Regions from separate parts of the Homo sapiens genome. Here region 1 is linked to region 2. Evidence: read pairs that join two places in POLR2A ChIA-PET (ENCODE). Cell type or tissue: K562. All regions are shown on one strand. Each heading gives the region's core, and the rest is flanking DNA. Links, peaks and the distances in the headings are about the cores only.

Region 1 (4,394 bases), core at 166-4,165, 150 kb before region 2:
GGAGAACAAAGAGCACATTGAGTTGTTTCAGTAGTGTTGACTGGGATTGCACCACCCCCAAGTGCTTGCTCAGAAAATAACAGTAATGCTTTATAGCCTAATCTGGTCTTACACTTTCCAAAGTGGAGGCCAGCTGGTGTTAACAGCATCACGGTGAATAAGCCAAGTGGTGTGTGTGGTGTGTGTGTGTGTGCGCGCGCGTGCATGCTGGTGAGGGTTTTTCAGTGACAGAGAAGGTGTTATCTCTATTTGGAAGGTGGGAAGCAGGGCTGGAATTGGACTGCTGATCCTCTAATGCAAGGCTGATGAAACTTTTTTTGTAAAAGGCCGGATAGTAGATATTCTAGGCTTTGTGGGTCATACATCTGTGTTGTACCTGCTCAGCTCTGTCATTGCAGCGGAAAAGCAGTCTTAGAGAAGATACATAAACAAATGAGTGTGGTTGTGCTTCAGAAAACTCATTTATGAACACTGAAGTCTGAATTTCATATGTTTTTCATGTGGCATGAAATGCTATTCTTGTTTTTGACTTTTCGTACCCCAGTGATTAAAAAATTTAGAAAAATGTTAACTCTTGGGCTAAGTGGGCAGCAGGCAGGATTTGGCCTGCAGCCATGCCATCGTTAGGCCCCATGCTCTAATGCTTAGTTCATCACGACATACCCGGAGTGGCTGGATTTGGGGTGGGGTCATACGGAGGGTGCTGACCTTATGCAGTACTGACTACGTGCCAGTCTCTGTGTTTCAGCACGGTGCATATGCCCACTCATTTCTTTCTTTCTTTCTTTCTTTTTTATTCTACTGCGTGTTCTCTGAACCTGTCATTCATTTCTTACAACAACTGTGTGAGCGAGGAACTAGTGTCACCCAACTTGGCAAGTGATCAGACTGCTCACCCAGCTTGTAACTGTCAGTGTCAGACTTTTACCCAGGTGTCTGGTTCTGAGGTGCATGTTCTTACCACCACATCCTACTACTGCCTCCTATAGCAAAATATCATTGCCATGGAGATCATATGTGATGGGTTATGTTTTTCAAAAACACAGACATTCTTATCAAAATGGGGTCAATTTTCCAAAAAAAAAAAATTGAGGACAAGGAGGACCGAAGGACAGATGTTGACATATCCAGCTGTGGGAAGATTGGCTCAGAATCCCCCAGGACTTAATATACTTTTCTGAATTTGTTATTGAGTTCTTTCTCCAGAAATTTGGAGGAATGCAGATAGTCCTCTTACCCTCTCAAAAGATCTTCCCTCTTGCTCCCTTTCCACCCACCCACCCTCCACCAACACACACACACACACACACACACACACACACACACAGAGTTCCTAGTTGTGCATATTAAACTACTGTCAAGTAATCTATTTGGCATTAGTAGCTAAAGAACAGATGTCAACTTATTGCTGCTTCCAGAGGGCCCTGCCAGATGAATGCAAAAGTTATCAATTCTCCCAGAAGGAATTACCCACAACACTTTTGTGCCTGCCCTTTCCTCCCTGCTGTTTCCAGTTTCTTCTCCTTGGACACCCACCCACTCTGAATCCAACACTTGACAGTGGCTCAAGGCTCTGACCACAGTGACAATGTAAGAAGAGTGGGTGGTCTCAGCCACCCTCTGCAGTTCTGGGAAGTTTACTCCAAGCTTTGCTTCTCCCCAGCCCCCAATTCCCCCTTCCTCCCTGACCTCATAAGCTCATTCCCTTCAAAAATCGGGGTGTGTCTGTCACCCCAGGCAGCAACAGCTGCAGGCCCTGGGAGCTCAGTGGATGGTGATGCAATTCAGTTGGGGGTGGGGGTAGAAGCTGGTGGCTGGGTGAGGGAGATAAGAGGAAACAAAAGGCAGTTAAAAAGATCTGTCAATGAGAAGGATGGTTAGAGCCAGAGGAGGACGTGGGTGTCCCTGAGCTGATGTGAACCTTGCCTCAACTCCTTGGCTTTCTCCCAGTCCTTCTCTTCTGACCCTCAGGGGTCCCTGGAAATCTGCTACCTCCTGAGCAGGGCACTCTCCTCTCCTCTCCCCTCCCCTCCCCTCCCCTCCCTTCCTCTCCCCTCTCCTCTCCTTTCTCTTTCTCTCTTTCTCTCTCCCTTCCTTCCTACCTTCCTTTCTTCCTTCCTTGCTCTCTCTCTCCTTCCTTCCTTCCTTCTTTCTTTCTCTCTCTCCTTCCTTCCTTCCTTCCTTTCTTTCTCTCTTTCTCTCTTTCTTTTTCTTTTTTGAGATGGAGTCTTCCTCTGTTGTCCTGGCTGGAGTGCAGTGGCACGATCTTGGCTAACTGCAACCTTCACCTCCTGAGTTCAAGTGATTCTCCCGCTGCAGCCTCCTGAGTAGCTGGGACTACAGGTGCCCGGCACCAGGCCAGGCTAATTTTTGTATTTTTTTTGGTAGAGACGGGGTTTTGCCATGTTGGCCAGGCTGGTCTCAAGCTTCTGGCCTTAAGTGATCTGCCCACCTTGGCCTTCCAAAGTGTTGGGATTACAGGCGTGAGCCACCGTGCCCGGTCCAGGGTAGTTCTAATACTTTCCCAGTAATCCCCTTTTTATCTCCTTTGCCTTGTTCCCCTCCTACTCCTCGAATCTTTTTGGAGCAAGCTCTGGGGGCACATTTAGGTTGGGGCATAGCTGTGGAGCCACTGGCCACAGGTCTGTCTCTGAGCTTGGTCCTACAGGCCTGTATATGCCTGAGCCACCTTTTCCATAGGGCTTTAGCTCACCTTCTGCCCTCATATAAGGGTGATGGCCTTCGCCAGACACTGTGCTAGACAACAGGAGGGAGCGCCTGTGCCATGGGGTTGGAGGATCTGAGGGCCTTAGTACTGAGGTCACTCCTCAACTTTCAGGATTTTTTTTTTTTTTTTTTTTTGAGACAGAGTCTTACTCTGTCGCCAGGCTGGAGTGCAGTGGCACGATCTCAGCTCACTGCAACCTCCGCCTCCCCGGTTCAAGCGATTCTCCTGCCTTAGCCTGCTGAGTAGCTGGGACTACAGGCATGCACCACCACGCCCAACTAATTTTTTGTATTTTTTGTAGACACAGGGTTTTGCCATGTTGGCCAGGATGGTCTTGATCTCTTGACCTCATGATCCGCCCGCCTCGGCTTCCCAAAGTGCCTGGATTACAGGTGTGAGCCACTGCGCCCGGCCAGGTCACTCAGCTTTCTTCTGGGCTTCTTGATGACACTGGGAGACAGGGAAAAGTGTTCTACATTTGAAAAACAAATTAAAAAATTATTAATCCCCACCATTACTAGAGTCACATTTGCTCACAGTAAAAGACTTGGGCAGCACAGAAATATACAGGAAAGAAGAAAGCAAAGATCACCTGTAACTCCAAACCTGGAGAAAACCTCTCTGGGCATTTTGGTGTATTTCCTTCTCTCTTTGTTCAATGCCTATCTTTATCTCTATCTCTGCTTATAATGCATGGTGTCTATTGGACGTCGTGCTTGTCTCCCCATCCACATTGGCATTGTTTTCTGAGTATTTCCCATTAAAAGTTCTTCCAAAGCAATGATCATTTAATGAACAGGTATTCACCTTCCAAGATGAAGACAATGTTTTTATCTAGGTATTAGCATTGAATTAGTCTTGACTAAGACAATGTTCTTATCTAGGAATTAGTATTGACTATATTAACATCCCCATTTAACACCACACACACACACACACTCATACATACACACACACACACTCACACATACATACTTCTGTCTGAAAGTTTATTAGGAAGGCAGGTAGATGAAACAGCCCTCACTGCAAGGCACAGGCCCTTTACGTGAGATCTATGGGGAGGATGTGGGGCAGGAGGCTGGGGTAAAACATGGGCCTGGGAACATGGCTTCCAGCTACTCGTTGCCCCTCTTGAAATTCCCACCCCTTGACCTAAGAGCTTCCTCTGGGATGGAGTGTGGACCAGCTACCTGACAGGTGGGACCAGGGCTCAAAACTATGTGGGTGACAGGGTGAGGTGGCTCATGCCTGTAATCCCTGTACTTTGGAAGGCCGAGGCGGGCGGATCACATGAGGTCAGGAGTTTGAGACCAGCCTGGGCAACATGGTGAAACTTTGCTTCTACTAAAAATACAAAAATTAGCTGGGAGTGGTGGCATGTGCCTGTAGTCCCAGCTACTCAGGAGGCTGAGGCAAGAGAATTGCTTCAGCCTGGCAGTAGGGGGAAGGGGGGCAGCAGTTTGCAGTAAGCCGAGATCTCGCCAGAGTTTGCAGTAAGCCGAGATCTCGCCACTGCACTCTAGCCTGGGCGACAGAGCGAGACTCTGTCTCAAAACAAAAACAAAAACAAACAAACAAAAAAACCCTATGTGTGTGTATGTTTTGATGCTCAAGAAAGTAAAATGGTCTCTGCAAAAAATAAAACTGGATTGGACAAGGGAGTTTT
Region 2 (4,394 bases), core at 311-4,310:
TTTTTAGACGGAGTCTTGCTCTGTCACCCAGGCTGGAGTGCAATGGTGTGGTCTCGGCTCACTGCAATCTCCGCCTCCTGGGTTCAAGCGATTCTTCTGCCTCAGCCTCCCAAATAGCTGGAATTACAGGCACCTGCCACCACACTGGGCTAATTTTTGTAATTTTAGTAAAGACGGGGTTTCACTATGTTGGCCAGGCTTGTCTTGAACTGCTGACCTTGTGATCCTCCCACCTCGGCCTCCCAAAGTGCTGGGATTACAGGCGTAAGCCACCGTGCCTGGCAGTCCAAGAGTTTAATTGATTCAAAGCTTGGGTTTGGGATTCAGACAGATCTGGGTCCAAGTCCTGTTCTATAGCATGCAAGATAGGTGACATTGAGCAATTATAGGTGAGCCTTGACTAATGCAGGGATTAGGAGCACTGACACCCAGTGCAATTGAAAATTCATCCGTGTATAACTTTTGAGTGGCCAAAAACTTAACTACTGATATCTACCATTGCTTGGAAACCTTACCTATAACCAGAAACAGATGATTAACATGTATTTTGTATGCTATATGTACTATACTGTCTTATTACAATAAAGTAAGCTAGAGAAAAGAAAATATTATTAAGAAACTCATGAGGAGAAAATACATTTATAGTACAGTACTGTAGGTATTGTTACTGTAAGTTTATGTTGTCTGTTTCTAAGATGAGTCCTCCATCTGAAATGGCAGATGCCACAGCTGCAGACCTCAGTCTATGGTACATATCAAGCAATTCAACTTCTTCTAGGAATGTCATGACTTTTCTCTATTTTTTGGGAGCACTTCCAACATTATTAGTGGCACCTCATATAAGTCCCACAGTGTTACTCAAAGTTTATAGGAATGCACTAAACATGATGAAAAATAAGTGAGAACCAATTTACTGGAGAGACAAACTGCTCACTCTAGATGATCAGCATCACACAGTGTTTTAAGTGGATACTCATGATATTGGAGCTCACTGCAATAGCAGCAGGGGGTGACTCCAAACGGTTAACTTTATGCAGTGACAACTTAATACTACATCTTTATGTTTGTTTGGATTTCTCTTGACTGCAAATGGCACTGGTCTGTAAGTGTGTGTGTAAATTTTGATAAATTTTAACTTATTTTTACAGATTTGTATATTTTATGGTAGTAAATGATAAAATAGACTAACATCTTTTTATTCTTTATGTATTTGTGACATAACCTTTTCTTAATTTTTTGATATTTTTAGGCTACACCGTTGGTCTGTGAGTTTTTTTCAAATTTTCACAAATCTCCAAACAATATTCCAATATATTTGTTGAAAAAAATTCACCTGTAAGTTAACCCATGCAGTTCAAACTTGTCCAAGGGTGATCCGTGCTTTATCTAAGTTCCCTACTTGTTTGTAAACTGTTGATGATGATATCCACCCCTCAGGATTGTTTTGAGAACAACCATAGTAAGGAAGCAAATGCTTGAGAAGTGGTTAGCAGAATGTCAGCACCATGTAGCAGATGTTGGCTGTTGTTATTGCCTGATTTGGATGGACCATGGGCCCAATTTGAGGTGACATTTCCTTTGGTCTAAATTTAGGGTTTCAAAGGAGTAAGTATGTCAGTGCCTGCCTTCATGAGGGATCCTAATGAGCATGCATGTTGTATGTCACATAGCAACATACCCAAGGACTGTCCCTCTGTGTACTTGTAGCATTGAGTGGCCTGGGTCACAAGTGAGTTTGATTTTAGGTATCTAAAGTCTTCAACTGTCAAGTTCAAAAATCCACACAAGACTAATCCTGTCTTGTTCCCAGGGCTGGGCTAAGACTTAGAGGTTTTTCAGGGCAAGAAATGAATAAATTAGCTGTAAGAATGTCAGGGCCAGGCTAAAACAACATGGTCTGAGGGAATGTGATATTGAGCTGGGATTGAAATCACAGGGAGCCATGGCTGGTCTATGCAAAAAAAGAAAGTTAAAATTGCTTGTAGGGGAAAAATACCAAAACACACAGCTTTCAGGAGTCAAGGCAAACAAGGAGAGTAATGGCCTAGTAAGAGAGAGGCCATGAGGAACCTACCTGGAAAGACTGAATGGCCAAACTAGAGGCCATGAGGATCCTATCTGGGAAGATTGAATTCAAAGCTGAATTCTTGAGCCAATAATTTACCCAAAGCTGGGCCGTGAGGGCCAGTCTCAAGAAGCTCTAAAGAAATGCAGTGGACAGAGAGTGGGAAGTTAACTACAGTGACTCAGCAGGGCTTGATTCAGCCGTCCCTTCCCCTTTGCAGACTGCTTTTGTCATGTGTTAGGTGATGTATGTTGTAATGGAGCAAGGATGTTGCCACCATGGCAACGTGAAGTCAGAGCTCTTCTGAGCTCATTTCTCGGAACCACTTCCCCCTTCCCTTGACGAGCTTTCTCATGGAGCCCTCTGTTACCAGTCTTTCAGAAGCACCTCCACAGAGATCTTCTGTCGTCAGATGCTCCTATCAAAGACAGCTCCTCCTCTTCTTCTGTCTTCCTCTAAAACCTAACCCCAGGTTCCCCTCAAAGGCTTCTTCCTGAAGCTTCTCCTGAGTTCACATATCTCTGTTATTTTGAAAAGAAACCCCAGTACTCAGTAACAGTCAAGATGTGAAAGAAATGAGACTGAATCAGAACAAAGTTGGACCTCGGATAGTGAACAATAATCACAACCTCCAATCTTCCTTTAGTATGAAAGCTCTGGTCTCTGAAGTCCCTCTCCAAGGTCACTGCCTGGTAAGGGTGGCAAGGGCTGACATAGGTCTTAGGTCCTTCCTAGCAACCTGGCTGTGCGTGGGAAGGAATGCAAGTGTTTTCTTACTCTCGTACATCTTTGCTGTATCTCTTAGTTTTCGTCCACTCCTGCCTCTTGTCCCTGCATGTTTATCTCCCTGCCAGCAGCCCTCCACCTTTAGAGCTTTCCCTAATAACCTGAGGACTTCCAGAGTGAAGCAGGAATAGGGAGGCAGTGAGATGTAATAGGAAGATCTTCCCAGAGCTGAGATGTCCCAGGTGTTCAATGAAATATTTTGGGTTTGGTAGAACATTTTTAAAAAATATTTTTGAACATTGGCACTAAAAATAAAACCCAAACTCATCCCTTCTCCTTTAGATTTTTTCCCAGCTCCTTTGCACCAGACATTCAGTAACTGATACTCCTTGAGCATCTAGTATGTGCTGGGCACTATAATAAGCTCTAATGAAACAGAGAAATCAGAGTTCTTGCCCATAAGGAAGGAGTATACAGTCAAAGAAAATTCCAATTATATTTATCATTTGCTCACATACACCTTAGAGACCTACTATGTGCCAATTCAGTTTTTATCAAACATAGTCTACCGGCCTAACCTGATAAGTTTGCTGGTAGAGGAAAGGAGGTAGGAAAGTTGGTGCCTGCCACTGAGGGGTAGGGTTTAACAGTAATAGGAGAAGGAAGTAGGAGGAAGGAAGGATGGGAATCGGGTAGGGAACCACGGTGTCCTCCTCTTGCCTGGGGCCATTGGAGACCCCCCACATGCTGTTACTCACACCCATGCAAGGGGCTTCTTTGCTCATCATCTGGGTTTCCAGGTAGGGCTGGGCCAGCAGAAATCTATAGGGGCAGAACATCCCACCCTGGTGCCTTTCTCTGAGGCCAGGGCCCATGGGAAAAGCTAAGGCAGGGCTGTGGCCTCAGATTACACTGTCACTCCCACGAGGCCGAGGAGTTTGGAGAACAGGGTTCTGGCACCGAGGAAGGCCTCTGAATTCTGTCTCAAACCCATGATTAACACTGTAATCTTAAGTCACTTGACCACTCTGTGCCTCGGTTTTCCTCAGCCGTAAAAAGGGGAAAGAGTACCTAAATCATTGGGTTACTATGAGAATTAAATAATTTAACCCTGCATAGCATATAGTTCATGCTCAGCAAGGGGTCACTGGCCCAGACAGTACACCAAGGACCCACACATGTGTCTTCTAGTCAAGCAAGCGTTCAACCAGACTCAAATTTTATCAAAAACTATTGTCATTATCTGAAGCACATGGTAATGAAGTCGTCTGAATAACTAGTTCAAAATTGTTTTGAACATAGTGATCCTTGGAAAATGAAAAAAATATATAAGTATTTTTCTAAACTGGAATGTGGCAGGGAGTAGATTAGGAACCCACTTTCCATCACTTTCCAAACATGACCAGATTTAACTGGACATATTCTGACACTCCATCCTGGAGATGGCTTCTTTAAGGAGCAGTTGTTGGGCAACAGCTACTTTCATCATTTTGGTTAGAAACTAACCCTGAGTAACCAGTCTTATGAGAGAAAACAGTTAATGTCTTAAAAATCTTTCTGACTCCAACTCCAGTGAGTAGGAATTTTAAGTCATGAATACTAC

Evidence for each region. Peaks named below come from ENCODE experiments on the same cell type or tissue, not always from the same donor. Only the 100,000 strongest peaks of a DNase experiment are listed, where the experiment ranks them.
Region 1: POLR2A ChIA-PET joins it to region 2 with 5 read pairs; 6 of 35 experiments call an interaction of 5 or more read pairs at or near these places.

The regions. Positions count from the first base shown.
Region 1 is chr1:182,297,610-182,302,003 of GRCh38, reverse strand. All of the region lies in intron 2 of LINC01344 (long intergenic non-protein coding RNA 1344), which reads left to right. Among named protein-coding and RNA genes, the nearest start is that of LINC01344, 14 kb to the left of the region's middle. RefSeq lists an enhancer at 1-295. In K562, for the core only: no CTCF peak of the experiment used is centred there; a DNase peak (open chromatin) is centred at 1,823; H3K4me3 peaks cover 235 bases.
Region 2 is chr1:182,147,511-182,151,904 of GRCh38, reverse strand. No RefSeq gene overlaps it. Among named protein-coding and RNA genes, the nearest start is that of ZNF648, 88 kb to the right of the region's middle. In K562, for the core only: no CTCF peak of the experiment used is centred there; a DNase peak (open chromatin) is centred at 2,284.